4 separate regions of the Mus musculus genome follow, and regions 2, 3 and 4 are each linked to region 1. Evidence: chromatin loops called from intact Hi-C (ENCODE). Cell type or tissue: heart. All regions are shown on one strand. Region 1 has its middle 8.4 kb from the start of Mmp2. Region 2 overlaps Lpcat2 (lysophosphatidylcholine acyltransferase 2). Region 3 overlaps Slc6a2 (solute carrier family 6 (neurotransmitter transporter, noradrenalin), member 2). Region 4 overlaps Ces1c (carboxylesterase 1C).

Region 1 (8,000 bases):
TCCTCAGCCTCCAGTCTCTCTCTCTCTCTCTGTGTCTTTCTCTCTCTCTCTCTTTCTCTCTCTCTCTTTCTCTCTTTCTCACCAACATTTGTGGCTAGGGAGCAAGGATGCTCAGAGAAGGGCAGGGTCTACAGCTGGATCACATAGCTGGGCCTCTGTTGTCCTCATGTCCTATCCCACCCACCATCCAGGGGTTCTGTGTTCAAGGCTAACTGTTTTATATATGCATGTGTGGGCCTGGAAGACTTTTCTGACCCTGGCTCCCATACTTCACATACTCTTGGCCTTCAGACCTCCACTTCAGTGGTGCCTCCTCTAAGAAGCCCTCCCAGATTCCTTTTAGAATGGAAGGACTGGCACACTTACTTGAGTGTCCTGAAAGTCTGTCTGTATTCTGGTGCATGCTGAGCCTCTCTGTACCTGTCAGGTCCAGCCAATAGGGCTACTTCTTGTACATGGTCATGAACGTTCTTGTAGTGTGAACACACATCGACCATGCCACAGGTGCCAAATGTAGTGCAGCGCCTTCTGAGCAGATCAGATGTAAGACCAGCCTTTTCTGTTTCCCGTATAGGGGCGGCAGGGCAGGTAGGAGAGCAGGGCCAGGTGTGACAACCTGGGAATCTGAATCAAAGTGCCCAGTGGCTCAGAAAGGAGGCCTACCAGGGCCTCAACCTATTTTGTGCTCAAGAATAACACTGGGCATTGCCTGCATGGAAGATGTGGAAGCTACAGACCTCTCCCCTTGGCCCCCAGTTCCAACAAAGACCCTCTAGCAGTCTTTGAAGGAGGTTCCAACAGAGAAAGGAGGGGGTCCTTGCCTCTGTCAAGTGGGATAGTGCAGCCACAGAGTGGGGAAGACAGAGGACCCTGTGACTGGAGCAACCTGGGAAGGGTGGGACCCTGGGGGAGGTGTGGCTGGGAGGCAGGGTGCAAGGTGTTTGGGCATCTGAGCTTGGCTGCCAGGGCAACGGGCAAGGCCATCTGTGCCAGTATTTCTAACTAAAGTGAGGCATGCCGTGCCAGAGCTGAGGTCCGGGGCTGTAGCAGCCGGGAGCAGGAGATCGTGCAGCTGCTGGGGGAGGATGGCTTCTGCTCATGAAAAAGAGATTCTACTGGATTCTCAGAAAACAAACAAACAAACAAACAAACAAACAAACAAACACAAGCAAAACAGAGCCAGGCGTTGTCACTGGAAGGACTGGGGTAGCCCTCAGGCTATTGAGGCAGAGATTGACATTTTCCAAGAGCAAAGTCTCTCTATGGGGGTCTGCTAAACTTCGACTCCTGCACCTCAGCCTAGGCCCCAGGCCGCCTAGTGCACGGCTACAAAGATGGTCTGTTTCTCCTTCTTAGGAGAAGAGGAGGTTCATCTGTATCTGCATCATGTAGACCCCAGGCCTGGGATCCAAGCCTGGGAAGTGAGCAGAGATAGCCTCCATCAGTGCTTCTTCACCATCTTCAGTGCTCCCTCCCTCCCCTCTGTGCTCCCTCACCATCCTCAGTGCTCCCTCCCTCCCCTCAGTGCTCCCTCACCATCCTCAGTGCTCACTCACCATCCTCAGGACTCACCCACTGTGCAACCTTGAATGAACTTCATCTCTGGGTCTTGGTTTCCTCATACATAGAGGAATACTGTTCATAAGAATACATCCCCAGGGGTGTTTCCAGAACCCCATAAACCAGCCAACTAAAGTGCTCTGAATAGGATCAGCTAACAAAGTAACAAACATGAGCTTTTCTCATTATCTCTGCCTGTGATTAGCAGGTTAGTCCGCAACCCTTCTTCACTTTAGCTGGGATAAATATAAAAGCTATGGTAAGAGGCAGAGAGATAGATAAATAAGAGCCGGTAAGTTAGACTGAGAGCCAGTAAGTCCTGTCCCAGTGATGAGGTGGGCTCCTCATCATTGGTTCTCTTGCATAGTCTTACACTCCAGGCCTTGAGAGTGTCTGCCAAGCACTCTGTCATTGAACTTCAGCCCCATGCCTTCAGGTGTTGGACATAGGTTATTGAGCTACTGTAGCCCAGCCTGGACTAGAACTTGCTATCCTCCTACCTCAATGTTCAAGTGCTGGGGTTACAGGTATGTGCCACCCAGGACATCTTAGCCCCGGCCATTCGTCCTGTGCTCTAAGGGTGACCAGAAGTGCTAACAGGCAGTAAAGACACTCTGGTAAATAGGAAAGGGAACCTATTAACCCTGTGACTGGCCAGGGGGGCCATGCGGGCAAACACACCCACAGACGTCTCCTTATAGCCAGGCTTCTTGAACAAACTTCCCAGAGCTAAGAGCATGTGAGCACTGAATCTAAAATCCAAGCTATATGGTTAATGCATCCTCAAATTCTGAATTTGGATACTAGATATCACTTGGATTTTTATTTATTATTAGGTTTTTGGGTGTTTTGTTTTGTTTTTGTTGTTTTGTTTTTTGCTTATTCGCTTTACATCCCACTCACTGCACCTGTCACACCCCATCTCCCCTTTCTCCTTTAAGCTGGTGAGTCTCCCTGGTTATCCCCCCACCCTTGAACATCAAATCTCTGTGAAGCTAGGCAATCCTCTCCCACTGAGGCCAGACAAGGCAGCCTACCTAAAAGAACATATCCCAGGTACAGATAACAGCTTGGGATAGACCCCACTCTAGTTTTTTGGAACCTACATGAAGACCAAGCTGCACATCTGCTACATGTGTGCAGGGAGGCCTAGGTCCAGCCTGTGTATGTTCTTTGGTTGGTAGTTCAGACTCTGAAACCCCAAGGGTCCAGGTTAGTTGACTGTTGGTCTTCTTGTGGGGTTCCTATTCCCTTTGGGCCCACATTTTTTCCTCCTGTTCTTCCATAAGAACTCCCAAGCTCCATCCACTGTTTGGCTGTGGCTGTCTGCATCTGTCTGAGTCAGCTGCTGGGTGGAGCCTCTCGGATGGAGGACAGCCATGCTGACAGCCATGCTGGACTGACTCTTGTCTCCAAGCATAAGAATGTATCATTAACAGTGTTAGGGATTGGTGCTTGCCTGTGGGATGGGTCTCAAGTTGGGCAGGTTATTGGTTGGCCATTCCTTTAGTCTCTGCCCCCCTCCCCCATGCCTGCATTTCTTATAGACAGGATAAATTTTGGGTCAAAAGGTTTCTGGGTGGGTTGCTGTCTCTATTGCTCCACTGGGGTTCCTGCATGGCTATATCAGGTGGCCTCTTCGGGTTCCATATCCCCAAGGCTGTGAGTCACAGCTAAGGTCACCTGAATTGTTCCTGGGCACCTCCCCTATCCCAGGTCTCTGTCTCTTCCTATCACTTTGGTGTTTGTTTGTTTGTTTGTTTTTTATCTACTTGAGGCTGAAGCCAATGGGACTGTGAGGCTTAAAGGGGACAGGACTGGATGTGATTGTCCATAGAATTCACTAGGTGGAGCTGAAACCCAACGAATGTACCAACCCAGGAAGTGGACACCCTGAGGCTGCTCTTCCAATAGCAGCCGCCAGATGGCGAGGCCTGTCCACTCTGAAACAGCTGGCCTGAGAGAACCAACCAGAGCTCTGAAGGATGATGGCCTTCCCAGCCTGGTGCTTCCTCCCTCAGAGGCCTTGTGCCAGGAACAGTGAGGGGCATCCGATTTCATTCTTACTAGAGCCCCAAATGGCAGTGGCTAAGACACTTTCCACCTAGACACAAGGCTATACTCAGTAGGCACTAGAAGACTTTCATCTCTTAAACTAATGTATGCACAGTCACACACACACACACACACACACACACACACACACACACACACACACGCTCAGAGAGAGAGAGAGAGAGAGAGAACAGCTGTGGGAGGGAAATCTGCAGAGAACACCTTATTATAAAGAGAGTGGTTGGTTTGTAAGCCTCTGCTGCAGGCTTACCTGGCAGTGTTAAGTGAATAATAAGCACTACCCATGTTATCACAGCCCTGAGTGTCCATTTCACTATTACAGGACCAATAAAAGAAGTGAGGTTGCCACAGAGTTAACAAGCCACCATCTGTACGTGAAGATGGTTGCTGATGACTGGCTCTGAATCAGGGAGGACTTCCTGGAGGTGTGTTTTGAACTGGCTTTGAAAGTATAATAATCTTGGATTGACTTCTGGACCAAGGGGAGTCAGGAAGTGAAAATCATTGAGGAGAGGAGGGGATGCTGGAAGTGGACTAAAGACAGTAGGGTGGGGAGCAAAAGCTGTGACTGGAGTACCAGCTACAGCTGCAAGGAAATATTCAACAGCCCCAGGTTCCAGCACTGTGTAGACTTACTGTGTGTCCTTGGTCAAACCACTTAACTTCTCTGGGCTCTCTTCTTCTTATCATCAGCGAAGGTCCCACTGGGTGTTCTGCGGCTCAAAGCAAGCTCCTGGGAATGGCGGGTGTTCTTTGTGTGTAGTCTTGCCCTCGCAAGGCCTCCTCAGTGCCTCAGTTTAGTTCCCTCACATCACCATGGCGAGGTGTGGGATATGATAGTTCAGGAAGTATACAAGAACTCTAAAAACAGAAAACCACAAGGACGTCCTAGTGTGGATCCTACATCCATGGCCTTGAGTGGATCATCTCAGTTTTCTCAGCTCTAAGCCAGGGGTACCAGCACCTGCCCGCCAGTCTGTCTTTGGGTGTTCAGCCTATTAGACAGAGAGGTAATACTGCCACCTGTAGGCATCATCTTGACTGACAGTGGTGAGTGAGCAGCCTTTAGCACACAAAAGATGGCCCAGCAACTGTGTCTGCGCTGGGCTTCTCTCCAGGGCTCCTTCTCTGTCCCCGCTCCAGCTTAGAAAGGCACTACCCAAGAATGCCAACGCCTTCAAGGAAAAGCATTCTTATGATTCAGGAGCCGTGGTGGGGGACCCGTGGTGCTGCAGATGCCAGGACCATCACAGGATGGACCCACTCTGGGATGGAGGATGGAGCTGGAGATGCTCTGAGGAGAGGAAACTGAACAAGAACAGCTCAAGGCTCAGCAAGACCCATCCCTCCTGTAACCCAACCTCAGGAATTGTTAGCCCTGAAGTGTTTTCCCTGGAACCCTACAAAGAGGCTTTTTATCAGAGAACATGGTAGACAAGCCTACTTGTTATACTTTGCTGCCTTGGGAAATCTCTCTGAGGGGTCCTGAAAGCTGAGCATTAGGGTTTCCCATCCAAGGGGCATGGATCAGTGGAGTCCTCCCTGTTGGGGGATCCCAGCCAGTCTGAGGCAGTCCAAGAATGAAGAGCTCACTGGTCCATAAACCCGAGCTTCCAGAGAGCAGCAGGGACAGGGTCCCTCTGTCCATGAACTCCTGGCCCCCTTGTGAGGACCTCATATCTCTTCTACCCCGTGGTGCCAAAGCATAAAGTTTTGGGTTCTTAATGGAGGGAGAAGTGCCAGGTACTCTGTCTGGCACCGTGATGGTAGCTCACTAGCCTTGATTACCGAGGCCTGTTTCTTAGGGCACTCTTGGGTACAAATAATAAAAATGCTACCTAAGTTGCACTAAGTATTGAAAGATCTCATTGAACTGGGAAATCTAAGGCTATGTTGCTTTCAGGTAAAGCTGGATCCAGGGTTTCAAAGTTACTGAACTCTTCTGCCCCTTCCTCCTTTAAGGGATATCCCCTCCCCCACCACCAATATATACTCACAAATTCAGTGTCCAGGCATGGTGCCTGTAATCTCAGTACTCAGGAACTGAGGCCAGCGTGGGTGACAGAGAATAAAAATAAACTGAATAAAGTATAAATGGGTTGGGAATGTAGCTCTACAACAGCTCTCTCCTAGCATGTGCAAGATCCTAGGATCTGGTGCACAGCTGGGAGATGGGGAAGTGGGAAGAGGAGGAGACAAGAGCGTGGGGCAAGCAATGGTGCAGAACTCAAAGTTCAAGAGGGGAAGGCAGAAAGGTGGAGATGGTAAGGACACGAACTGCTCTTCTATCCTTTCAGGTCAGCTAGGACTTCCACATACCTGGGCTAGCTAGCTGGTCTACCTAACTGGTCTAGCTAGCCGGTCCAGTGTAGACCATACAGGGTCTTGCCTGTCCCCTGCCTCCCCAAGTGGCTTAAAGGAAGTCTGCAGTCTCTGGTACTTGGGCCTGCCTTTCCATCCATCTGCTCATGTTTGGAGAATGATTCACTTATTCAAGTTGTTGTTGAAACAACAAGTATTTATTGAGCAGCTACAGTGTGTGAAGCTGGTGACATCACTGACATTCTCATGCTGGGTTCAATACAAAGAAATGAAATAAGTGTTCGGAGAGCTGGAGAGATGAGTCAGCAGGTAAGAAGGTGAAAGGACTTGCTACATGAGCAGGGGTCTCAGGACTCTGTTTTTCACAAAGCCAGGCAGTCTTAAATGCATATGGAACCCCAGTGCTGGTAGAGGGAGGAGGCAGGAGCAAAGAGCTGAGACTTTCTGTTTACCACTGTGATAATTTGCATATGCTCCACCCAGCTAGTGGAATGTCATGCTTTGAATAAGCTTGGCCCAGGGAGTGGCACTTTTAGAAGGTGTGGCCTTGTTGGAGGTGTGTCACTGTGTGCAGGGGCTTTAAGACTTTCATCCTAGCTGCCTGGAAGCCAGTATTCTGCTAGCAGCCTTCAGATGAAGGTGTAGAACTCTCAGCTCCTGCTGTGCCATGCCTGCCTAGATGCCACCATGTTTCCACCTTGATGATAATGGACTGAACCTCTGAACCTGTAAGCCAGCCACAATTAAATGTTGTCCTTGATAAGAGTTGCCATGGTCATGGTGTCTGTTCACAGCAGTGAAACTCTAACTAAGACACCAGCCTAACTCTAGGTTCTCTGAGAGACTGTTTGTCAGAGCAGAGAGCAATGGAGCAGAACATCAGACATTCTCTTTTGGCATTTCTGTGTGCATATAAACACATAAACATACATCTCACACACACACACACACACACAAACACACAGAGGCATGCACACACACAAACAAGTAAATGACTTAAAGAAAAGAGTGTTTCCAGATGAATGTCACTACCACAAAGGTGTCAACACCAGCGTGAATCCTTTCAGGGACAGTCAGTCAGGGACAGATTCACTGAGGGTATAGCACTTGAACTGACATGCCCCCCTCCCCCCAAATGGCTTTGCAGGCCTATGGAATGCTCGCTGAGCGTGACACTGAAAGCCTCAGACAGTGTTGGAGCTGGCCTTGCTGTAGGGTTGACCCTAACCCTAGGGGGAATGTGACTGCAAGGGAGGGGACTCAGTGCCACAGGCTCCAACTCTGCAGGCCATCCTGCATCACCAGTGTGTGGCAGCCTAGAACCATTCCCATCCCTGGCGCCAGGGAAGCCTTTGCCAAGGCCTCTTGAGGGTTGTGAGTTCTGGGCCCCGGGGAAGGGATGAGGGTGGGTGACTGGGGGCGTGCCTCTCAGATGAACAGGAGAGACCAAGACACAGTGACAAAACGGGGGTGGGCAAGGGGTGCTCAAGGGTCATGGCTTCCCAACATTTCTCAGAGGGGTAGCCTCACTCATATAAATAAATAGGCTTCTGGCAAAGATAAACCAAAGCCAGTTAAGGGGACTTAATGGCTTGCTCAGTAAACCTTCAAATGTAGCCTAGCTTTTTTCAGGGCTGGGAGGCTAGACGGCCTAGTGGGGGCAGGGAAGAGGAAGTGGGAGGGGGTTCCCCTTTCCGCTTGGTTCATGACCCCATCATCTTTGTGTCATCTCTGCTTCAGGCAGGCCCTGGTCTTTTACTGCCCTGTACGGATCCAAGCTCATGTACAACGGAAAGGCAGGTGCATCCCAGACTCAGTCCAGCGAATGGCTGGTTTCAGGGGATTCTTAAAGCTCAGCTCTGAGTTCTGCTTTGCCAAGGGGTATGGATTCACTTTCCATCCAAGTCTATGCCAAGCAGCCTCTGTGGAGCTGGAAGTGTGAGGCCAAATCTTGTAAGTTCAGACTCCATTTTAGAGAACCCAACCTAAGTTTGAACTCAGGTAAACTAACAGGCTGGTACCTAGCATTCGTTTCCAAGTTG
Region 2 (8,000 bases), 64 kb after region 1:
AGTAGACTTTGGGTACTTTCTATAGAGACTTAGGCCTGTGAGTGTGCTATCAGGGCAAGTGTACATTTGAGGTTTGATCTATTTGAGCTGTAGCTCACACTCACTAATACAACATAGTGACTGCATTTGGTGATTTCGTTTTTCAATCACAAGTGTAGTTGTCTAACCCAGAGAGGATTCATGGCTTGAAAGTAACATATCTAAATCCAAAATATATATGTAGCGTGACGTGGGAGTTCCCATGTGTGAAGAATACGCTGTACTTGTATTGCTGTGCAAGAGAGAATAGGCTTCTCTCCTCTTTTTCAGCCTCCAGCTGTGTGTGCTCACTTTCTGTCAACTCTTCACGAAGGTGGAGATTGAGGTAAGCCGTTCAGATGCAGCCTCCGGGCTTAAGATGATGTAGCCTCTGCTCTGACCCTGAATCCTAGCTTAGAGGCTGCAGTCCAGCACCTTTCAAATTACCCGCCCAGTCTTACAGATTCGGTTTGTAAGAGATTTAGCTCCTGGAATCCAGCCAGCAAGCACATGTAACTTCTGAGACCCCCCAACATGCTAATCACTCAGGCAGGTAAAATGTGCCTCCCCTCTCCCACCCTTGTCCATTTTAATGCTGGCCCATGCCTAGTTTAATGTCCCACACCCAACCGAAAGAGCAGTGCTAGCTGGCCGAGCCAGCTTCCTCGAAGACGAGTTGTATGAAAGCTGAGAGGTAATACTTGGGATGTAGACAAGAGAAACCAGCTTCAGATGCTCGCACAGCCTGCTTTTGCATCTGTGAACCTCTAGGGAGTTTTGTGTGGCTCCTGTCCTCATTCACAGGACAGACTTTGAGTTTCAGGAGCAGATGAAGAATGGGTAGATGACTAGAACCTTTTCAAACTTTGGACCCAAATATGAAGACCCTAAGAGTTGGTTCTAGATAGCAAGTGAGGCCCTCAAGTCTGGCATCTGAGACTCTAGCCTGGATATGTGCCAGTTGTACCTGTGGGTCAGGCAGTGGAAGTAGGGGCTGGAGAGATAGCACAGAGGTTCAGAGCACTGGCTGCTCTTCCAGAGGATCGGGGTGTGATTCCCAGCACCCACATGGCAACTCACAGTTTCAGGTTATTCACTGCCCTCTTCTGACCTCTGCAAGCACTGCAATGGTAGTACCAGTATACATGCAGGCAGAAACACTCAAACACATAAAGTAAAAATAAATAACATTATTCCTAAAAAGAAGAAAGAAAATGTTACACTTTTATATACTACAGAATTCTGAGTGGAGGCTTGTGCTCTAAGTGGCAGGACTGTGACATTTAAAATACTATTTTCCCTTGCTGGATAACTTAATTGTTTAACTATTCATAGGTATGTACCAATCCCAAGTGATACACAGGAATGGATTAGATTTCAGAGTGAGTTTAAGCTTTAGTGAACTCTTTGGAGATGTGTGTGCTATCCGAGTACTTTGAAGATACCTTTTTATGAGTGTCACTGTGTACCTAACCACTTTTAAAGCATCTGTCAGCATAGTCATAAAATGGAGCAGAGCACTTACTCTTGGGATAATCCTAGTTGCTTCTGTGGAGGGAAAGAGCTAATCTATATCCCACAACATTCAGCAAACATTAGGGCAAATACAGTGAACTAGGGGTCTTTTCAGAACCTTTGAGGTTAGAACACAAAACTCTGTGCACAGAGGACACTTGGGGCAAGTTCACACTATTGTCCCTAAATGCCCTGAGCACTGCTCTCTCTTCTTTAGTAACTGTTTATGTGGTCTAGCTCTAGTTTCTTTTTCTAAAAAAGAAACCAACCAACCTATACTTAAAACAACCTTGTTATCACCTCTGCAGACTTGGAAAGCTATAACACACACACACACACACACACACACACACACACACACACACCATACATACACCACACACTATGCATACTCACATCACATACCACCACAAACATACACCATACACAACCCCCCCCACACATATACCATACATACACCACACACTATGCATACTCACATCACACACCACCACATACGTACACCATACACAAACCACACACACAGACACACACACACACACACACACAACACACACACACATATCCCACACACACACACACACACATATATACACACACACACCACACACACACACACACACACACACACAGACACACACACATACACCACACACACACAATATACACCACACACACAATATATACTACACACACCCCACCATCAGTTACCCTTCCCCCTAAGTTGATCATTCTCTAGTTAAGAGGCAGCTGCAGGTGTGGGGTGCACACAGCCCCGGACTTTCCTGCCTTGCATCCATGTCGGTGATGAAAGTGCATTACATCAGGGTCCATAAGTTCCCCATCCTGTCCTCTGACTGCTCTTGCCACATTTCCTTTCCGTGTCAGGAAAAAGCAAGAAAGAAGTTACAGTATTTGCATTCCCCCTCTGGCAAAGGAATGAATGTATTCTTTGTCCCACAACTTCACAAAGTGATGACCAGCCTTGTTGAACGTAGTTGAATCAGTAGGGCATTGAGCTGATATATTTGGATTGTGGTGCAAAACTGGAATTTATTGACTTTTAGTTTAGTATTCTTCGTTTTGTTCTATTTATTTTGGATTTACAGTTCTTTCTCCCATGGAGCTCATGACTGCTTTACTCATTTTCTTTTCTTTTATGGTACTGGGAATTTCATGCAGGGTTTCACACAAGCTAGACAAAGGTTATACCACGGAATGACATATATCTCCAGCATTTTTTTCTTTTTCCTATTTTAAGAAAGAATATTGCTAAGCTGCCCAGATGGGCCTCAAACTTGAAACTCTCCTGCCTCTGAGTAGCTAAGATTAAAGATGTATACCACCATGCCTGGGTCTAGTAGCTACATGATATTTGAATATTTTAGTTCTCCACTGTTTGACTATATCTCAGAAGTGCAGCCCAGCAGCCTTTCAGGCAGTATGTGTGGCCACGCCCTAGCACTGACTAATAATCTGGGCCTTGCTGCTGAGACTCAGGCTTCTATGTAACTTCAGTGGCAGAGCTGAGCTGTCCCACAGCAAGCTTGTTGGTCATTTGTCTCTGGAATTGCAGGTATCGAGGTGAGCAACTCTCTCTTTCTCTCTCTCTTTTTTTAAGTGATGGAAATCTTTATTTCTGATTCCAAGTCATTGTTATAAGCATGCTATTAAAACACCTTCAGCCTTGAATAAACCTAAGCCAAGGCTTACCACTCAAAAATATGGTATTAGGTTTACACTTTTAAAAGTGAACTTGGGTGAATAGTGACGATGATGATTGTATATTATATAACATTCTTATGTCTTCAAAAAATCGATTGCTTAGGGGAAGTTCAAATGCAGTCAGATATAACAGCCGATATATTCTCAGAAATGCATTTTTATAAACATTATAGACTGTACTTGTACAAATTTAGACAAAAAAAAAAAAGGCTTCTCCACGCATAGGCTTTCTAGGTTATGTGGTAGAGCCTGTTGCTTCTCGACTGCAAACCTGCTCAGCATCTTACTATTTTAAATACTGTAGGTAGTTATGATACAACGATAAATACATATACATTTAAAAACATGTCTAAACATCTCCATTGCAATCTCATGGGATCATCCTTATATACTTGGTCCATTGCTGAACACAGTGTTTTGCTGCACGCATCCGTATGTTTGAATAATTTACTTAAATATCCAAAGACCTTAAAATTATTTATAATTTTGAATCTAAAACAGGCCTTTTAGAAAAACCCCAATTTTACATCCTCACATAAATATACACCAGCCACAGGTATACTTGTCCAGGCAAAGCAACTTTGTTCTGGAACTTGACAAAATTCTGAAACTTCTGAGTATTAGTAGATATATGAGCGTTATAAAACGCATCATATTTTTCCTACTACTACCTGCCTCTATGTGAAGGTAAAATTACTTCAGCCTCTCTACATCTGTGTTCTCACCGGCGACTGAGGATAATAACACCTTTTTATGGGGTTGTGAAATTTAATAAGGCTACTTATGTGGTAAGCGTTCATTAAGCATTCACTTTTACATCCTACCTCATCTGGCAGTGTTCTTTCCCTGGGAAGGAAGCACCAGCGGATGCTGAGAGCAGTCTTTGCCCTTTTCCAAAAGGAATCATAAGAGCTACATCTGTCACACTTATTAGCGTTGACCTAACAGTGGCTTTGCTTTCTAAAAAAAAAAAAAGAAAAGGAAGATGGTCATAGTGCCAGCAGTTAGCCATCTTCCCCTTCTTAGTCAGCAGTTGGTAAGATGCGCTCGGTGTGGTTACGAAACAATGAGCGTTAAACTAGTTTTACAGGTGTTCGGTGTCAGTGGCAGGCGAGGTCTTGGCTATTGGATAAACGTGGGTAATACATCGAGGAGTTTTCTCTGAATCTTGTGTATGGTTTAAGGCTTCAGAAGACATGGGGTCCATAAAAAACACAGCACAAAGCTGCAAAACAGGACAGCACGTCTTCAACAGGCACAGGCTGTAAGACACAGTACAGCGTGGTGCGAACCAGAGAATATTTAGGCAGAGAGGGGAGCAGGAGCTTTCGTGCCAGAGGCAGGTTCAGCTGAGCAGGGGATGAGTTCCCGCAGCTGCCTGCCCGTTTTCTGGAGTTCAACATGTCATTGACTTAAAAAAAAAGTATATGGCAGTTTAAAAATCTTATTCCCTTATATTGTTTTGTTAGAAATTTAATAAACACTGTTTTTTTTTAAACCTCCTGTTTCTTCTTTGAATTTCATACTATGCAAGTGTAATAAATTTTACTATGTTAGGGCAGAAGGAAGTTTCAGTAACTGATTTGCAGTTTGCTGCTCTAGATTAAGTGATGTGGAGACCTCTGGTGGCTTGGTTGGTTTTTCCACCGTAAGAGTTAGATGTTCAGTAGAGACTTCTGATCAGAAAGAATCTTAGGAGTTTATGGGAGTCTAAGTTGCTCATTTGGCAGAAGGACCTGAAGCCGGAAAGGCTAAATGCCTCTCCCTGACTCACACTACAGAGCTATTCTCCAACACACTGTTGCTTCCTTGTAAAGTTAATAAGATAAGCATGTAGTATAAAATGGCCCATAACACATTGCTCTGCAAGCCCTTTACTTTTATCTTTGAAATGCCTCTTGTATCCCATCATGCTCTGCATCCTTATTCCTCCCATTCAGTGTCCCAAGGTCTTCCCTGGGGCCATTACAGCATCCTCCAGGCCCTTATTTCTCTCCTCCCAGTGTCTTCCTTTCTGGTACCCAAGTTACTGCTCAGAAACTCAGTCCTCGCAGTGGAGAGATGGATGGGTGGCTAAAGGCACTGGCTGCTTCTCCATCAAACCTGTGTTCAGTTCCCATCACCTCTTCTGGCTTCAGTGGCCCACGCATGCATGTTGTGAATAGACATATATGCAGGCAAAACACCAGTCCATAACATAAAGCAAACTAAAGAACCTTAGGCCTTGTCTTGGTCCACTGCTTTGTTCAAACTTTATCTGAGTCACCAACAGCCTAAAATTCATAGCATGCTTTACCATATTTGAATATAGGTCCATCTAAAAAAAATAATGGTATTTGTTTAGACAAATCTTTTTCTTTCTTTCTTTTGAGTTCTAGCCTGCCATCTATGTGTGACCTTGGCTACGTTGTTTAGTCTTTTAAGCCATATTTTTATTGTAAGTAAGAGAGCATTTCACTTTAGGAGATTTCATTTGCCTCAGAACTGACAGAGCCATCTGAAACACCCCTACCATAAGGTACCCAGCACAGTGTAGTGGCTCTTGTTGGCTGATTCGGCTCATCCATATGTCCAATATCTGCCATACTTCATGCAGAGCTTCCTGTGGGGGAGGGACTTCAGGGCCTGGTGCACGGACTGACACATGGGAGGTCCATTCTCGATCACTATTTGTTGAATGAACTCGAGTCATGATGCCTTGAGCTGTTTCATCTTTACATATTATCGTCCTCTATGATATACATAAGAGAATTAATGAAATGGCGCCCATGAGACATATTGCATGGTCCCTGGCTCAGAAACATATTTCAGTAAACAAGTAGAGGCAAAGTGGATGGCGCTTTCCCACAATCGAAGATTGGATTATCTATAGAACGTTCTCTGGAGCATTAGCGCTTTAGGGTGAATCTTCTCCCTGTCCGCCACCCACTACATTGGCTACATTTTCTTGCTCCCAGCCCCACTCAAAATTAATAATTTCCTACTCCTTGCTCTCATGATCCAGGAAAAAATGATTTGGTAGGAGAAAAGTAAAGTCTGGCCAGCCTTAGGATGAGCCAGGGCCATGTGGCTTCAGTAACATTGGGCTGGCAGGCTAAGATATTAAACCCATGTACAACTGTACTTTATGTGAGGGGTTAAAATGATGTGTTGATCTATCTTATTAAGACGTGGCTCTTCTTTGGAGAAGAAGGTCCTAATAATCTTGTCCAGAATACTGTATGTGCTGACAGACTATATTGAATATGGAATTAAAGCCTTCTTGGTATTGGAAAACCATACATTAAAGGGATGGAGGAGAGTGGATGAACTGCCTGCTTCCTGGCATGAACACCTCCTAACTCTAGCATTGGGAAGAGGGAGCAGGGATAGGCAGACCCCTGTGGCTCTTCAGCCAGAGAGTCTAGACGGCCAGTGAGCTCTGGGTTCAGGAAGAGACTGTGTCTCAAAAACAAATGAAGTGGAAAACAGTAGAGGAAGACATCCCAAATTTGACCTCTGGTCTCCACATACATGTGCACATATGAGCACATACACCCACATGACTTGTGCATACACACACACACACACACACACACACACACGAACTGAAAGGACAGTAAAAATTAGGTGTCAAAGTCAGGTAGAGAGTAAAGTCAAGTTCAAAATGAAAAACCAATAAAACAAAAAGAAAGAAAGAACAGAAAAGAAGAAAGAAAAAGGTGACAGACAAAAAACTAGAAAGCTAGTTCTGAAATTTAATTTTTTTAGGTAGAAAAAAATATAACAAAACATAATTTTCAATCAAGTAACTAAAGTGTAGTTGACATTGAAATGGATAGAATAGAAAATACTATAAAACATTTTTTTTAAAGAAAAGGTGGGGTGGGGAGAGGCCATCTTCACATAAAATGGAGATGAAGAGAGTCTAGCTCTAAGGAGGCTATGTTAGGCAGTGCTGTGTTGTAAATTCCCGAACTGTAGGCTTCAGTTCCCTTAAGTAGCACATTGAAGCTGGTAGTGACCATGGCCATCTTTTGAGAGTTGGGGAGGCGGTTTAGCAGAGTCAACCCTGTCAGGCTTCCATATCCCAGGTCCAAGCCCGGTGTCCCTTCCATGACATCTAACATGAGCTCCAGGAAGGACCACAACTGAGGTGTGTTGACTGATCATTTAATGTATTTAGCGTTCACTGTCTTGGGCCCAAGGATTGCTATGGGAAGACGTTTGTCTTTCAGTTTATGCCTGTGCAAGCACCCAGTGAGGAAGAGAAGAACGATCCTGTCCTTTTCGCCAGTAGAATCCGGAACTTAATGGCTGAGTAAGTATGTCCTGGAGGTTTCAACTGATAATGAGAATTAATGGTAAATATCATTTAACCCTCCAACCCCCATGGTTCTCATTCAGCAACTCTCTTCAGATGTAAAATGGTATGCTGATGGACACAGGCAGTGAAATAATCGACAGATATTTCCCAGGTGCTGCCTCAAACCAATAAAAGCATGCCTCAGGTAGAAAGAGCAGTCAGTGTCTTCCATGGGTGCTGGCCTGTCACTGCAGAGCATCGGGGTGGCTCCAGGCATGTGTTCTAAGGCCACTTTTCTTATTCCCTGTGCTGCCCAAGGCCGGGTGTTTCAAAGGCAGTAAAGATTACAGTGCCCAAAAGGAAGAGGCTTGCTTGTAGAAAGGATTGGCAGAAAGAAAAATAGTTGCTCGCATGGAAGAATGGCCAGGACAGCGTTTAGAAACTGCACCACAGACGG
Region 3 (8,000 bases), 180 kb after region 1:
GTGAAAAATGAACACATGGTTTTAGATCTATAGGCCCCAAATATTGCATAGAATCTACTGATACTGATTTTTTTTCTATTATGTGTCTGAACTTAAAATTTAAATAGGTATCCTGGATTTTACTTACTAAACTGTCAAATGTGTTCTAACTGCTCATTTCCCCTTGGTTAATCTTATTCTTACTCTTTCTGAAAGAGATCGCAGTGAGAGTGTCTAACGGTCTCTCTTAGATTCTGATTGAGGGTGTCCATGTGCATGAACATATGGACAGACAAACTGTTTACGAAGAAAGCCTAGGCTAGAAGAAAGAGCCAGGCTGGAATCCAGGCACCTGGCTACTCAGTCTGGCCCTCCCTTCTCTGAGCTCTGGCTTCTGTCTTATAAGATAATCACAATGTCACATGCAAGGTGACTCTGTCAGCTCCCTTGTTTGCCATCATCAAAGTGCCTGCCAGGCTTCCTGCATTCCAAGGTGGCAGTCTCCTGCCACCTGCCCTGCACTCTGACAGCTTCTCATGGAATGGCTTCAGGGGGAGGCCCCAGTCCTGCATCTCTGGGCTCCCTGTGACACGCTTGCCCCATGTGCTCACAGGTGTGGACAGGTTCAGCAATGACATCCAGCAGATGATGGGGTTTAAGCCAGGCCTGTACTGGAGGCTGTGTTGGAAGTTCGTGAGCCCCGCCTTCCTCCTGGTGGGTAGGGTGTGGCTGGGGTGCCTGTTGGTAGGGTGGCTGAGTCCAGGTTGGGGGCAGGGTGTGCATACTTATTTCCTAAGGAAGGAGGTGCTGGGGTCTGGAAGCCCTGGTCATGCAGGCCTTAATGGGTGTGGAGGGTGTTCCATCTTAGTGGGAGTCCGGGCAGGTCCCCCAGCTGCTGTTGTGTGGCTCCAGCCTCACTTGCTCCCTGCATCCTTCTTCCCTCTCTGCCCCTCCCTTCCTGCAGTTTGTGGTGGTGGTCAGCATCATCAACTTCAAGCCGCTTACCTATGATGACTACACCTATCCTCCCTGGGCCAACTGGGTCGGGTGGGGCATCGCCCTCTCATCCATGATCCTGGTCCCTGCCTATGTCATCTACAAGTTCCTCAGCATACGCGGCTCCCTGTGGGAGGTGAGCTCTGGGTGGCTGTTGTGGCATGAGGGTGAACATGGCTGTCCTGTCGAGGTAAGACAGAGATAGAGGATACTTTGATTTAGCGCACCTGCCTCATTTGCTGAGAAGACCCACCCCGAGCCTCAGTGTCTACATCTGTAGCCTGAGAATAATACTGTGTAGCTTGGAAGAGAAGAAGACTTGAGTACTAAGTAAAGAACCTGGCCCACAGGAAGTGCTTCCTGCATGCTTCCTGCCATTTCCATGGCTGTTTCTGCTGTTCACATGAGAAGGCAAAGCTCCGCCATGCCTGCCCCCTTTCAATGTGTGAGATGCCTTCAGATATCCCATTTCTCTTTGTATGAGCCCTGCAACCATTTTTCTAATCATCACAATATGATCAGCTTAAACCAGGGGTTTCTGAAATCATAGACATAGACATAGACATAGACATAGACATAGACATAGACATAGACATAGACATAGACATAGACATAGACATAGACATAGACATAGACATAGACATAGGCATAGGCATAGGCATAGGCATAGGCATAGGCATAGGCATAGGCATAGGCATAGGCATAGGCATAGGCATAGGCATAGGCATAGGCAGACATAGACATAGACATAGACATAGACATAGACATAGACATAGACATAGACATAGACATAGACATAGACATAGACATAGACATAGACATAGGCATAGGCATATCATACCCACACACAGCAGAGGTACCTCTTATTCTGACTTAGTATATTATGACACTTATTTGGCTGCACAAACTATTGTTGGTGGCCTTTTCAAATATCCCTACTTTGTAAGGCAAAGACCTCACCCCTGGGCTGCTTTCCCTGGTCTCCTGAGGCTCCCTCCCTTCTCCCTTCTCACAGAGAGTGGCCTACGGAATCACCCCGGAGAATGAGCACCACCTGGTGGCCCAGAGAGACGTGAGACAGTTCCAGGTAGATGCAGAGCTGAACTTGGGTTGTGTGGGACAGGATATGGTGGGTTCTGGTTGGCTGTTCCCTGCTGGGCGCCCCCAAGAGAGGTCACAGGAAAGTCTGGATGGCAGTCACCTTCATTTTAGGGCCGAAGGTGAAGGGGGCAGGAGATGAGACTGCTGTGAGTCCAGCCAGCCTCCTGCTGTTGCTGTCCTGTTTTTCTTGGCATCCTGAGATGCCAAGTGCTGGACTTTTCTTCTGCCTCTGAGTTGTCATGTTAGTGTCACCACGCTAAGCTGAGTATGTTATACCTTGAAGGCATTAATAGCATGTTGCTGGCCCAAGCAGTGACGAGGATACTTGTTGACCTCCTCCTTTTGGGGTGGTTTCTTTGCATCCAGCCTTAGCACCAATTAGGGAAGGTGTTCTGGGGTCTGGGTCAACAAGGTGGCTATTTGTTTTGTCTGCTCTTTGCTTTGTGTGGCCCCAACCAGCTGACCCCTTCCTCTAAGTGCCCACTGACTCTGTCCTCACTGTAGTGGCCTTGCTGTCCTTTTGCAGTTGCGGCACTGGCTGGCTATCTGAACCTGGCAATGTGGAGGAGGAGGAGGAACCCATGTGCCAACGTCCGGGTCCAGGGCACCCTCTTTGCCCCCATTCGGATACCGCCTTGGGATTCCTCTCCTGGAAGACACCTTCCCCGTCGCTCCCGTTTTCTCATTTACTAATGATTCCGTGACGCTGGTTTTGTTCACCTTCTGTTCATCTGGCCTGGAGGCAAGCGAGAGTGGAGAACTGGTGAGCCTCAAGGAAGAGGCTGGAAGGAGGAAGTGGGACGTGAATTCTGGAACTCTGGCTTGAGGGCAGGTTTACTGCATTTGGAGCACACCTCAGCTGAGGTCCACAGCCCGGGCAGAAACCCCTCCCGGATTTGCTTGTACTTCAGATCATAAACAAAATCTTCCATTCACCCAGGCTGAGAGGAGATTGGCTTCTGGTTAGATATCAAAAGCCCAAGCAAAGCCTGACAGGGTCTGTGTGGGGGCCAAGGTGTGCAGGTTACCCCTCTCTTTCCATTTATCCTGTCACCGCTCCAGCATCTGAGCCTCTGTTTGGGAGTGGGGCTTTATTTGCACTGAAAATGCAGCTGGTAGATACTCTGAGTCTGGGGGCAGGGCGTTAGGCAGAAACTCTTACCTAGCTATCTAGTTAATCAAAGGCTGGTTTTGGTATGTTCTAGAATATTACTCTAACTTCTGATGTTTGGAGAGCCCCCAAACCATGATTTTAGGGGAAGAATGTAGCTGCATCACCAGTGAGGGAGTTCCCCAAAGTCAGATCCTTTAGAAAGGTGGTAACCGCTAGACAAATTGTGCCTGCCAAGGCCACCTGCCAGTCTTGTTCTGTCAGACATATGGGTAGTTCCCAAGACCTTCCTAGGGATTGAGACAGGGTCCCTCTAAAGCCAGATATGTATGCCCATCACAGGGATTTCTGTCCTGGGAGGCCAGGTGGGTGTTGTAGGACAACTTGATAGGCTGCCATGGTTCTTTGTGGTCTTCCCCTGGGAACCTCAGCAGACAGGGGTCCTGAGCAGTAGAGTCCATTGGCTCTGAAAATGGCCTGTTTCCTTATTTACTTGACTTGGCACCTTGGAGGGCACGATGGGGCTTACCACAGCCCAGCCCAGCCCAGCCTCTCAAGTCCAGGGATGGTATTCTGACTGGAGGGGACAGTCAGATGGCTTCAGGAAGTTTCTAAGTTTCACATGTGACACAAACTTGCAACTACTGCCCTCTGGTGGTTAGGTTTGGTTCATTGAGGGAAAGAATGGTTTGGTAAATTGATGGCATCTCCTTGAGCTTTATGTTTCTGGTTTGAGTCTCTTACGCCCTTTCTTGAAATCTAGAATCATAGGTTGCCATTGTGATAGTAGGATTCCCTTCCTAGGTTGTGTGTGTGTGTGCGCGCGCGCATGTCTATAAGTGCACATTTGTGTGTGTCTGTGTATGTGTATATATGTTTGTTTATATGTGTGTGTATGTCTGTGTGTGTCCTTGTGTATGTGTGCATGTCTATGTGTGTATGTGTGTGTTGGTGTGCACGTGTGCATGTGTGAGTGTGTGTGTGTGATTGGAGTCATGTAGGAGGCACATGGAGAAACTAGGATGTTCCCATGTCCCATGGAGGCTGTAAAAATAGGCCAGGTGAGGCCAGCTGGGGATGGGGAGATAGTTTACTCTGAGGACCACCAAAATTTCCCCCGAATCAGAGTCCTTGAGTTATTCCTTAGAGGAAATTTTGTCTTTCCATGTAAGAAGGCCATGTCAGCTCAAGGCATCCCGCATTGGCAAATGTCTTGGAGCACTGGGGAAGAGAAAGCTCTTCCACCCCATTTCAAGGTAGGTGCAAGCCAGGACCCTGCTAGCAACAACCTCAACACTTCTCATGAGTAGTAATTCCTTTCTAGTTGTTACCTTTAAAATATTGGCACACACCTTTACTCCCAGCACTTGGGAGGCAGAGGCAGGTGAATTTCTGAGTTCAAGGCCAGCCTGGTCTACAGAGTGAGTTCAAGGACAGCCAGGGCTACACAGAGAAACCCTGTCTCGAAAAAACCAAAACCAAATATATATTGTACTATTTAAACAATCCATGCTTACCCTCCCTGCCTCCAAGCTGCCCCATAGAAAGGAAGACTGCTTCCTGTCTCCCCACTTCCCTGGTGAGAAGATGAGAAATCTCGCTTGGTCAACATCTCATCTCCCTAGGGATCTGGGTGGAGCCTCCATCCTCATCTTGTCGTCACAGTCCAGAGCACCAGGGGACTCCTTGTTTACCCTTCTGTGGGCTGACACCAAACAGAATGCACAGAGTCACACTTAAGGGGGAAGAGTGTTTCTTAGCAGAACAAAGTGTTGGGAGGGGGGCAGAAGGATGTTACTCATCTCCCCACACTGGCTCCCTGAGAGGCATTGTCCTCGCCTTTGATGACAAGTCACCCTTTGAATAGTGGGGCCTGAGAAGCAAGCGTCCACCTGACTGTCTTGAGAGCACATGCTCACAAAACCTGGGTGCCTTGGATCAGCACAGGGCCACCATTTTCTCGTTGCCATCTGAGTGGCCTCTTCACCTGCAGACACTGCTCCCTCCCAGGGGTTGAAGTTGAAAATGTGGTGCTAGCCGAATGAGCCCCAGACTAAAGCAATGGTGCTGCTTTGTGGCAAAGTTGGCTCCTGAGACTGGGACAAAGTGCTTTGTGTTTGTACGCCCAGGTGCTCTAGTGGGGGAGCGGGGAGACACCCAGAAAGCTCCTGGAGGGTCTCACGAAGGTGCTAGGAGGTCACCTGTACCCACCTTTCCACCCACGCTTGCCAGATGGGGGCTACTCTGTCATCATAAGTAATGCTTGCCCTCTGTGTTCTGACTGATTTTTTTATTTTAGTAGTATGGCTCATCCAGGGCCAGCATTCTCCCAAGTACCGAATGTGACACTCGACGCTTTTGATAATTAATCTGATTTTTAGAGAATTGTTTTCTATGATATGTGAGACCTTTGTTTAAGACTTTAGCATTACTTAGTCTCTGCCTGCCAGTCTCCATTCTAGAGTCAAGTGAGACAGGAGAGAAAGTGGATACTAACTCACTGCAGATATCCTACACAACAAAGGTCCCAAAACTGCCTTAATTCCTGCCCAGGTGGAAGCCAGTCCCCTGCTGCACAGTCATCCAGTCTAGGTTTTCTAGATTTGGTAATGTAAGATTGACACGTTCTTACCAAAGAAATCATTTCTACCCCATTAAGCTCACTCACTTCATGTGTTTATTTCTTTTGAAAACTATGGTGAGGAAGTGATCAGAGTCAGTGTCTGGTGTAGTGGAAGCAGCTCGGCATTTAGAGTTGATTAGCAGTGGCTCTGCAGCCAATTAGCTATATCTTGAGAGAGGAACTTTATATCTTTAGATTTTGGGAGGGGGGCACATCTCTATAAAACAGAGATTTGATCATGTCATCAAAGGACACATCCTATTGAAAACATAAACCAGAATAAAGTATAATAACATCCTTGTGCTAAAGTCACAATGAAGAAAGCAGATCAGCTCAGAAGCTTCCAGAAGTGACCCCATAACTGACCATCTATTGGGCTTAGAAATAGAGGTTTCTGCCTGCAGAGCTTTGATATTCCTGTAATGTCCAGTAGATCCTCTTTTTCAGAGTTTTCTTTTCATCTCATGCCAGAAAGCCTTGATGTTTGAGAAGAAGTCAAGTCTAGCCCAGTCGATTTGATGCTTGGGTAGCATTGAGAAGGCAGAGGGTATCGCTCTGCCCTGTGTTTGCTGGCCTGGGCACCCACAGCTCTGCCCACAGGCAGGGTCCCTGGCCCTGGTTGGTGAATGTGAAGTCAGGGGCACCTGTCCTTGCTCTACTGTCTCTACGTCTGTGTAAATAGGATTGTTTCATTCACATCTTCTCCGTGTCACGGACCGTCCAAGTATCGTGCGGATCTCTGCGTCTGCTTTGGATTTATTTTGAAAGTTCTCTTTGTGGAAAAAAAAACAAATAAATGTACAGTCTAATAAAGGATATTTCCTGTGCCGTGTATTGGGTTGTACAGTTCTGAGTGCTTTTTTCACGAATGTAAGAGCTGTGAGTTACACAAAGCAAGTGCCCCTGTCTCTGATGGGTCACTGACTGGCAAAGAACAGATTTTGATCACAGTAACCCACCTTTCACCCAAAGGGCTGCTTTGAGACGCCAAGAAAGAGATGGGAGACAGAGGAGATTGAGAATGTGATGATAACTCAAGGGTTGGCAGTCCTCTCCACTCCCCTCCTCACCCTTCCCCTCTCCTCTCCCCTACCCTCTCCCCTCCTCTGCCCTCCCCTTTCTCTCCCCTCCTTCTCTTCTCCTTCCTTCTCCTCTCCTCTCCTCTCCTCTCCTCTCCTCTCCTCTCCTCTCCTCTCCTCTCCTCTCCTCTCCTCTCCCCTCCCCTCCTCTCCTCTCCTCTCCTCAACCCTCCCCTCCCCTCCCCTCCCCTCCCCTCCCCTCCCCTCCCCTCTCCTCTCCTCTCCTCCCCTCCCCTCCCCTCCCCTCCCCTCCTATCCTTTTCTCCTCTTCCCTCTCCTCTCCTTTCTGCTCCTCTCCCCTCCCATCTTCTCTCCTCTCCTCTCCCCTCCCCTCCTCTCCCCTCCCCTCCCCTCCCCTCCTCTACCATCCTCCCTGTTTTGTTCCTTTCCTCCTGATTTGTACTCTGTTCTTCTCTGGTACTTGGAATCAAACCCAGGCCCTCAAACCCAGGCCCTCAAGTGTGCTGAGCACACGTTCCGCTCCCCCCCCCGTCCCCTGCTGAGCTATGCCCTTGGCTCCCACACATTTTTGTTTAAATACAAAGTGAACGTCATGGGACAACATGTCTGCTGTCTAATTTTGTTTTGGTTTGTCATTCCTAGGCCTGGCTTTCAAAGACATCAGAATCTCTGCTGGATTGAATTGGATGCACAATTTAGTGTAGATTTTTTTGTGGGCACACTTAGGCCCTTGGAGCTCATGGTTGGCTCTGCTTGAGTGAAGTTGTGAGGTCAATATAGGTTTTTGTCTTCTTTAATTTTTTCCTCACACAATATATCCAGATTACAGTTTCCCCTCCCTGTTCCCTCATGTTCTCTCATCTGGATCTACCCTCTGCCTGTCTCTATGGGATAATAATAAAATATAGCATAATAATATAGAACAAGAACGAACACTGGGAATGAACAAAACAATCAAACATAAGGAAGAGAGACCAAGAGCAAGCACAAGAAGCAGATACAGGCCCAGAGCCTCACTCATCCATGAACTTAGGTAAACACACTGACCTGGAGCCCATAATGTATACACAAAGGACTGTAGGGTGAAAGAAGAGGAAACATGACTAAAATATAAAACATCCCTGGCACGACATTGTGAGATCTCCAGTGC
Region 4 (8,000 bases), 280 kb after region 1:
TATTGAATTATAAAAACTAAATAATTTAATTTTTAACAAAGCACCCAAACATTTGGATGTAATAAGGAATTCAGTGTGCATATGAAAAAAATTTCATAAGAAATAATGAAAAAAAAAAGAAACTAAAATGTTAAATGTGAAACTAGCCCAAGTCAAATATAATCTTTTTAATACAATGGGTCAAGTAGGAGATAGACTATCAGGAATGGATAACAAGAAACTGAATTAGAACGTGCAGACACTGACAAAGACCTAATGAATCCCTACACACTGGAGAGGAAAATGAATACTTCCAAGAAACCACAGGAAAGAATAAATTATACCAGTATAGTAGTGAACCAAACAAAGAGGAGTGATACCCAACATTACAAAAACAACAAATGGACATGAATAATAATGCTCGAGAGTCTCTAGACAAAAGATGCAGACTAGGAGATCAGATAGAAAAGAAATCGGGATCCACCTGTTTGTTGCCTCCAAGGAGTGAGTGTTACCATGGAAGACAAAGAGAGCCTAGGATCAAATGATGGAGAAGGCTTTTCAAGAAGGTAGAAGCAGAAAGGAAGAAATTCTCTTTGTTCCCCATCTGAAAGACATCAAATTGGTATTTGTCAGGAGTCACAGAGAAGGTTACTTTATATTGATTAAGGGAAAAATTCATCATGAAGATGTGACAATTCTGAACATTTATACACCAAAATATCAGCACTACAAGTTTCTAAATGAAAAAAAAAGTATTTGTTTTAAATAGATTGAACCCAAGGGAATTATAGTGGGTGACATTAGCACTCCACTGTCACCACTATATAGAGTACCTTGACCTAAAACCAGAGAACCATCTGAGGTAAATGACATTAATATAAGTCAAATGGACCTAAGAGACTTCTGCAGGGCATCCCATCCAAATACTCCAGAGCCCAGAATCTTCTCAGCAGCTCATGAGACTTCCTCTATAATAGATAATACGATACCCAGAGCAGACCTTAACAAATGAGAAAAAAAAAAAACTGACGCATTTTTTTTGTTTTATATCTGACAATGAAACGAACCTAGAAATCAACAGCAAAAGAATCTAGAGAAGAGACATAAACTCGTGAATATTGAACAACACACCTTTAGATGACAAGGAATCGTTAACAAAGTTAACATGGAAAGTTGACATTTCTTGAAAACTCAGCACAGCTAAACTTCATGGTCGTGATGAAGGCGGTCCTAATGAGGGTCAAGGGAAGAAAAGGACAATTTCCAGTGCACTTTTATATGGCTGGGAGCTTTCTGAATCTTGAGTAAGAGGAGGAAAGCCCTAGGTTTCCTCATTAGTTTTTTTGTTTGTTTGTTTTGTATTGTTTTGTTTTGGTTTTTTTTTTTCCACACTTGGGGAAGAAGGGAAAAGGAAAAGTTAAGGGCTCCATATAAAACTCTGAGTCAGTCAGAGGAATATCATTCCATCTCCTTCTGGAGCGGCTTCTTTCAGCTTTGGCTTCTTGCCTTTGTGTTCCTCACCAGATCTATCCAGCAACTGGCATCAGGGACCTCAGAAGCCGCTCACACTGCACAGCTCCTCCCCAAGGGTTTGCTTTTTCCTCAAAACACCTTTAACTCTTTCTCCACCCTCGCTTGGCCTGGTCCATCTCAACCATCCCTCCTTAGTCTTAGTGCTCAGTGAGGTTCCACACTGGGATACTGGGGGCAATGGCATGGATCTGATATACAGATAAGTGCTTATCTTTCCAAACAGTTAGGTAAGAGTATCCTAGCATAGCCTTGTCTAGGAATTTTAGTGGCAACAGTGCTCCTGGCCCCAGAAAGGTAAGCTGTTCCCTTCATCCTTTTATACCTCCATATGTCTCATCTTTTTTTAAATTTAAATTTATTGGATGTTTTATGTATTTTATTTCAACTGTTATCCTCCTTCCTGGTTTCCCCTCAAGAACCACCCTATCCCATCCCCCCTGCCCCTGATTCTGTGAGGGTGCACCCCCTCCCCCCTTCCCACTCCTACCCCACTGCCCTGGCATTCCCTTACACCGGGGAACGGAGTTTCACAGAACCAGGGGCCTCTCCTATGATTTTCTGGCCATACCACACCACTCCTTACTTTATTTTTTTCTTCCATCCCTTAACTATCCCAGCAAAATCTTTCAACCAGTATACAATTATAATGTACACTCATAACCAAGCAACTTGTTGTAGATTAACAAAGCTCTCCTCCTACTGATGCCAGACAATGCCATCTTTTGCTACATATGTGACTGGAGCCATGGGTCCCACCATGTGTACTCTTAGGTTGGTGGTTTGGTCCCTGGGAACTCTGGGGAGTCTGGTTGGTTGATATTGTTGTTCTTCCTATGGAGTGGCAAACTCCTTCAGCTCCTTTAGTCCTTCCTCTAACTCTTCCATTGGGAACCCCGTGCTAAGTCCAATGTTTGACTGCTAGCATCCACCTCTGTATTTGTCAGGCTCTAGCAGAGCTTCTAAGGAGCTGGTATATCAGGTTCTTGTCAGCAAGCACTTTTTGGCATCCTCAATAGTGTCTGGAATTGGTGTCTGTATATGGGATGGATTCCCAGGTGGGGCAGTCTCTGGATGGCTGTTCCTTCAGTGTCTCCTCCACACTTTGGGAACAAACGTTTCTATGCTAAGTCCATTTGATCTCTCCACAGTATTCATCATTTATCAGACATTTGCCAAAATGTAGTTTTCTCCATAGTAAAATAAAATGCAAAGATTTGAAATTAGAAACTTGTGGATCTTCAGTCTCAGATGCTTGTGAAGCACATATTCTACATATTCTGGAGAAAACAGCCAACCCATTTGATGATACTGGTTTCTAATATTTGTTTTGAGTCAGGGTTTCAGGCATGGCTGGCCTTGAACTTCTGATTCTCCCATCTCTGCATCCTAGGTGCTGAGATGACAAACATGTACCACCACACTGAGGTTTTGCTTCTAATGTGTCTTTGTGTTAAGGCTTCTAGTCTTGTCTGGATCTATACCATCTCAGCCATATACCAGCAGCCTCTTTGGTGCTGTGAAGGAAACCATGTTCTTTTATTCCTATGCTGCCCTCTGCTGGACACTGGGAAATACTCAGGTCAATAAGACTGGTGTTGGCTCTGGTTGCTGTCATGGAACAAGAGAAAAGGATCAATGCTGGTTGTTGGTAGGGCAAGCTTTCTCAGAAAAAAATAAAATAAAATTCTACTGTGGTGGAAAATAGAACAAGTTGCTGCTTGATAAGCTGAGGAAGCCTGTTAGGGACATATGCTTGCAGGATTTAGGAGTGGTTGAAAGAGCCTGGCCTTGGAAACACCCTATTTTGTGAAAATGTGGGGATGCCCTAATCAACATTGAAAGATGAAGGTATCATGTTAAAAGTTGTTAGTTAAAGTGCATATTCAGTGTCAAGGACATTAACAAAATGATTTGGAGAACTTTTTAGAAAATTAGGCTGTATGTACACTACTCTGCTCATACAGTGATCTTCTACAAGAAGTTTGGATCAGATTGTCAAAGTAAATAGATGTCCAGGTGCCATTCATGTACATACATAACTCACCCTCTTCTGTTCTAGGGATCTCTGACCATGCTATACCACCTCCCATTTGTCCCATGGACTGCCTTATTCTTCCGTTGCTCCACACTGCCAGTGGTTGACCTCTGGCCTCTCTTCTCTCTCCCTTCCATGTCAATCCTGAGAACTTCTGAAAATCACAACAACACTCAACTTTATCTTGGGATGTGTCTGTGTGTGTGTTTATGGGGGAGGTAACAAACATGTCATGCAAAGCCTGTATGATTATGGTTATGTGTACCCACACTGAAGACTTTCATGTTTTATTGGAGAATGGACCCTATTTTTACCCTGTAATGCTGTTTCTTGCAGTATCTGTTAACATGATATTCACATAGCCACCACATGTTCTTTCAGTATCTGTTTGGTATACTTGTCTCCTGCCTTTGGATTATCTCTCTCTCTTTTCCACTGTGTGTGTCTCTACTGGGAATGTATACTAACCACACCTCCCCTCCCTTAAAGAAATTGCACAGTCTTCTTACATGCAGCGTGGCAGTCTTAGCCACAGTGTGGTGGACAGGACAAAACTTTCAATCAGAAAGGAAAGGCCAGTGGCTTAGGACTTTTGTTGTTGGGACTAAAGCCAGGGTGAGCTTGTGAGGCTTGGATCTTACACTGGCACCAGGACAGGAAGTGCCCAGGCTTTCTAATCAGCTTTTCCAGATATGGAGATAGAGGTCGCAAAGTGGAGTCAGGCACTGTGTTACTCAGCACATAATTGGGTTTGGGCTTTAAAATCCAGTCTCGAGACCATTGTTAACTAATATGTTTAAGGCTATTTTATTTAGCAAAGTTATTAACAAGGTGAATTCCATTCACTACTTTCCCAAACGTTCATTTATTTCTTCTGCCATTTTCCAAGTTAGCTTTCTTTGAAAGCGAGAATCATTTATCTCCAGCAATCAATTACTATGAAACCTCTTTTTAAAAAAATTTAATGCCTGGCACTGCAAAAAAAAAAAAAAACGTTTAGGAGTTGTGCTTGGTATGCAATATTCAAATCTTTCCATATTATACATTGCATTTTGAAGCAGAGTTGTATAAATTACAGGAAGCTGAAAAATTGCTCATTACTGTAACTTATTCTCTTCCATCTTTGTCCTTTTTTTCCAGGTCCTTCCACTCTGTTCACCTGACCCTCCCAGAGGGTCTCTTTCCATACTTTTACTTTCCACTACAAGTAGACTTCAGTTAGATGTTACCTTGCATCTGCTGATGAAATGGCAGGTTCTGGGATCTGTCTTTGTAGCTCTGATCTAGTCCTAACCTTAGTGAGACCTCGTGTCCCCAGTCTTGGAATTGGGATCCTCTCAGTAATCCTGCCTCTCTCAGGTACCAAAAGATCCCTAGTGCCTTCACCCAGGACTGGGTCTTGCACTCGACTTAGGGAAACATTAAAGCTCTGCTTGCCTGGCCTCAGTGGGTCTTCAAAAGAGCTCTGGGAAGAGAGGCTCCCATACTATTTTTGCAGAGGTAGTGGGGTTTTGTTTTTTCACATAAATAAGTTTGTGCATTATTGTGTATTTGGACCTTCAGAGACAGGTGCCATGGACTGGTCTCAGTCAGCCCCCCTCAATCTGCTGGAGAAATCAGGGTTCCGGACAGGTGGGCAGGAGTTGTTGAGAAACGACAAACAAATACAGACACAAGGGAGTGTGCTGTATTTGAACGTAATTTGTCAAATTGAGCACCAGAGTTTTAATACAGAAGAAAATAGGGAAGTTAGGTGACACATCAGCAAGGTACAATGAGGTTACCTGATGCTTAATAACTCTTACACAAAACAGAGAAATGCAAACACAAAGACTGGCAGGAACTGGGCAATAAAACATCTGAGACAAAGTCAGCTCTGTTTAAGGTTAGCTATATTCTTAGAAGCCAGGGTGAGATCTTTACACTCCGGGCCAAGGGCTTTCATGCCTAAGTCATGGTTCTAATTAGGGAGTTCTGCTCTAGCTAACCTTCTCAAGAATAATGCAATACTCTAAAACCACAGCCCAATCTACTTCCTAAACCATTGTAAATTCCTGTATATGGGAGCAACTTGGCTTTTATTCTAAGTGATAGTGTGTGTGTGGGGGGGGACTTTCTACTAATAAGTAATGTAGTTTGCCATACATAACTATAATAAGAATTCTAAACTTACTTTGCTAAGCTTGCCCTGAAATTTCTAACTCTATGTAGTAGATAGTAATGCCTGATTTCTTTCACTATCTCCCTTACAATATTAGAGGCAATTCTGAATGTCACTGAATAGGCAACATTCTTACTGAATTCCAAGCCCAGGATTGGAATACCTCAAGGACTTCATAGGGCATTGATGAAGGCCAGGAAGCAAAGTTCAAGTTTGCTTAGGTATGTGGCAAGTCATTGCTTGAAGGCACCTATAATAAAACAATACTGAAAGAAAGCACAGAGATCCATTTGCAAGGACAAAATTGGAGCATATGTGCTATTGGATGCCACAGTTCCAGGAGACTAAGTTTCCGTGAACTTTTTGCCTTGGGACTGTGTCCAGGCTTTTGGCCTGTCATGAGTGACACTACTGGAGTGGATGTAGCAGACAGGCTTTGTCCAGCTTTCCTATATGCTGTCATTCTTACTCATGAACACCTGGATAACATCAGTGGAGAAGTCTGTGATGAGTTCAAAGTCCTCTTTGGGTTTGTAATTCTCAGAAGATTTAGGCTCACACACTTGCCCAGAGTGGAGATTAGCATGGCAGTGTGACAATGTTGTCTATGTGGAGATGAATCATAAGGTAATAATCCTATCCTACCTTTCCTCCAATCAGCTATCTCCCCTCACATTCCAGTAACCATTACCCAGATCTTCACCTGAAAAGGTGTCTTTCTATGTCAGTAGCTCTCTTCATCCTCCCACCCCAACACCCATGAGGATGGATTCATTTTCAGCTCAAGACACAATCCCAGATTTGATTTCTAAAAGGAAATTTATTTTCAAATTGTGATACTGTACTATTGTGCAGTTTCCTCTGTAAGATCCATCTTTGGTGAATAGTCATCCTTTGTGGAATAGCTCCATTTTCGCTCCGCTGGTCCTGAGACTGGCAGAGCCTCCCATTCATTTGTGTTCTGTGTGTTCAGTAGGGTCTGTCTCAGGTGGATTCTTAGCCAGGAGCTCAGTCCAGAAAGCCACTTCCTCTGCTTTCAGTCTCTGGGCTTGCTGGGTAGTGGCTCCAATCTGTAGATACCCTTCCTGCTCATCATATTCTGGCCAGTGAGGCAGCCCCTCCCCATTAGGGTTCCTGGAAACAGAATCAAATAGATACCTCTCCTGGGCATATATCCAGAAGATGCCCCAACGGGTAAGAAGGACACATGCTCCACTATGTTCATAGCAGCCTTATTTATAATAGCCAGAAGCTGGAAAGAACCCAGATGCCCCTCAACAGAGGAATGGATACAGAAAATGTGGTACATCTACACAATGGAGTACTACTCAGCTATTAAAAAGAATGAATTTATGAAATTTCTAGCCAAATGGATGGACCTGGAGGGCATCATCCTGAGTGAGGTAACACATTCACAAAGGAACTCACACAATATGTACTCACTGATAAGTGTATATTAGCCCAAAACCTAGGATACCCAAGATATAAGATACAATTTCCTAAACACATGAAACTCAAGAAAAATGAAGACTGAAGTGTGGACACTATGCCCCTCCTTAGAAGTGGGAACAAAACACCCTGGGAAGGAGTTACAGAGACAAAGTTTGGAGCTGAGATGAAAGGATGGTCCATGTAGAGACTGCCATATCCAGGGATCCACCCCATAATCAGCATCCAAACGCTGACACCATTGCATACACTAGCAAGATTTTATGGAAAGGACCCAGATGTAGCTGTCTCTTGTGAGACTATGCCGGGGCCTAGCAAACACAGAAGTGGATGCTCACAGTCAGCTAATGGATGGATCACAGGGCTCCCAATGGAGGAGCTAGAGAAAGTACCCAAGGAGCTAAAGGGATCTGCAACCCTATAGGCGGAACAACATAATGAACTAACCAGTATCCCGGAGCTCTTGACTCTAGCTGCATATGTATCAAAAGATGGCCTAGTCAGCCATCACTGGAAAGAGAGGCCCATTGGACACTCAAACTTTATATGCCCCAGTACAGGGTAACGCCAGGGCCAAAAAGGGGGAGTGGGTGGGTAGGGGAGTGGGGGTGGGTGGGTATGGGGGACTTTTGGTATAGCATTGGAAATGTAAATGAGCTAAATACCTAATAAAAATGGAAAAAAAATAAAAAAATAAAATAAAATATTAAAAAGGAAAAAAAAATAATTCCTCAAGACTGCTCTGTGGCCCTCCATCCCTCTGAGGTCTGAATGGATCCCTGGCTTATCTCAGCAGTGAGGCTGACAACCTCCATAGAGAGCTTACATCTTTAGGAACGG

Evidence for each region. Hi-C counts contacts between places; a loop is a spot of excess contacts. Peaks named below come from ENCODE experiments on the same cell type or tissue, not always from the same donor. Only the 100,000 strongest peaks of a DNase experiment are listed, where the experiment ranks them.
Region 2: a loop joins it to region 1, with 8 times the contacts of the local background. A loop is called at or near these places in 16 of 42 quality-filtered maps.
Region 3: it touches region 1 in a loop (9-fold over the local background); 33 of 42 quality-filtered maps call a loop at or near these places.
Region 4: a loop joins it to region 1, with 8 times the contacts of the local background. A loop is called at or near these places in 2 of 42 quality-filtered maps.

Annotation. Positions count from the first base shown.
Region 1 is chr8:92,814,895-92,822,894 of GRCm38, forward strand. No RefSeq gene overlaps it. Among named protein-coding and RNA genes, the nearest start is that of Mmp2, 8.4 kb to the right of the region's middle. In heart, no CTCF peak of the experiment used is centred here; a DNase peak (open chromatin) is centred at 3,487; H3K27ac peaks cover 408 bases; H3K27me3 peaks cover 318 bases.
Region 2 is chr8:92,879,091-92,887,090 of GRCm38, forward strand. Lpcat2 (lysophosphatidylcholine acyltransferase 2) reads left to right here. Exons shown (of 14, transcript NM_173014.2): 8 at 310-364; 9 at 7,476-7,558. Among named protein-coding and RNA genes, the nearest start is that of Capns2, 18 kb to the right of the region's middle. In heart, a CTCF peak has its summit at 4,889 (motif pointing left); no DNase peak of the experiment used is centred here.
Region 3 is chr8:92,995,024-93,003,023 of GRCm38, forward strand. Slc6a2 (solute carrier family 6 (neurotransmitter transporter, noradrenalin), member 2) reads left to right here. Exons shown (of 14, transcript NM_009209.3): 11 at 593-693; 12 at 944-1,111; 13 at 1,991-2,062; 14 at 2,603-6,644. The coding sequence ends at 2,626. Among named protein-coding and RNA genes, the nearest start is that of Slc6a2, 38 kb to the left of the region's middle. In heart, CTCF peaks have their summits at 2,040 (motif pointing left) and 3,846 (motif pointing left); no DNase peak of the experiment used is centred here; H3K27me3 peaks cover 383 bases.
Region 4 is chr8:93,092,504-93,100,503 of GRCm38, forward strand. Ces1c (carboxylesterase 1C) reads right to left here. Exons shown (of 13, transcript NM_007954.4): 13 at 6,512-6,845. The coding sequence ends at 6,662. Among named protein-coding and RNA genes, the nearest start is that of Ces1b, 17 kb to the left of the region's middle. In heart, a CTCF peak has its summit at 3,086 (motif pointing left); no DNase peak of the experiment used is centred here.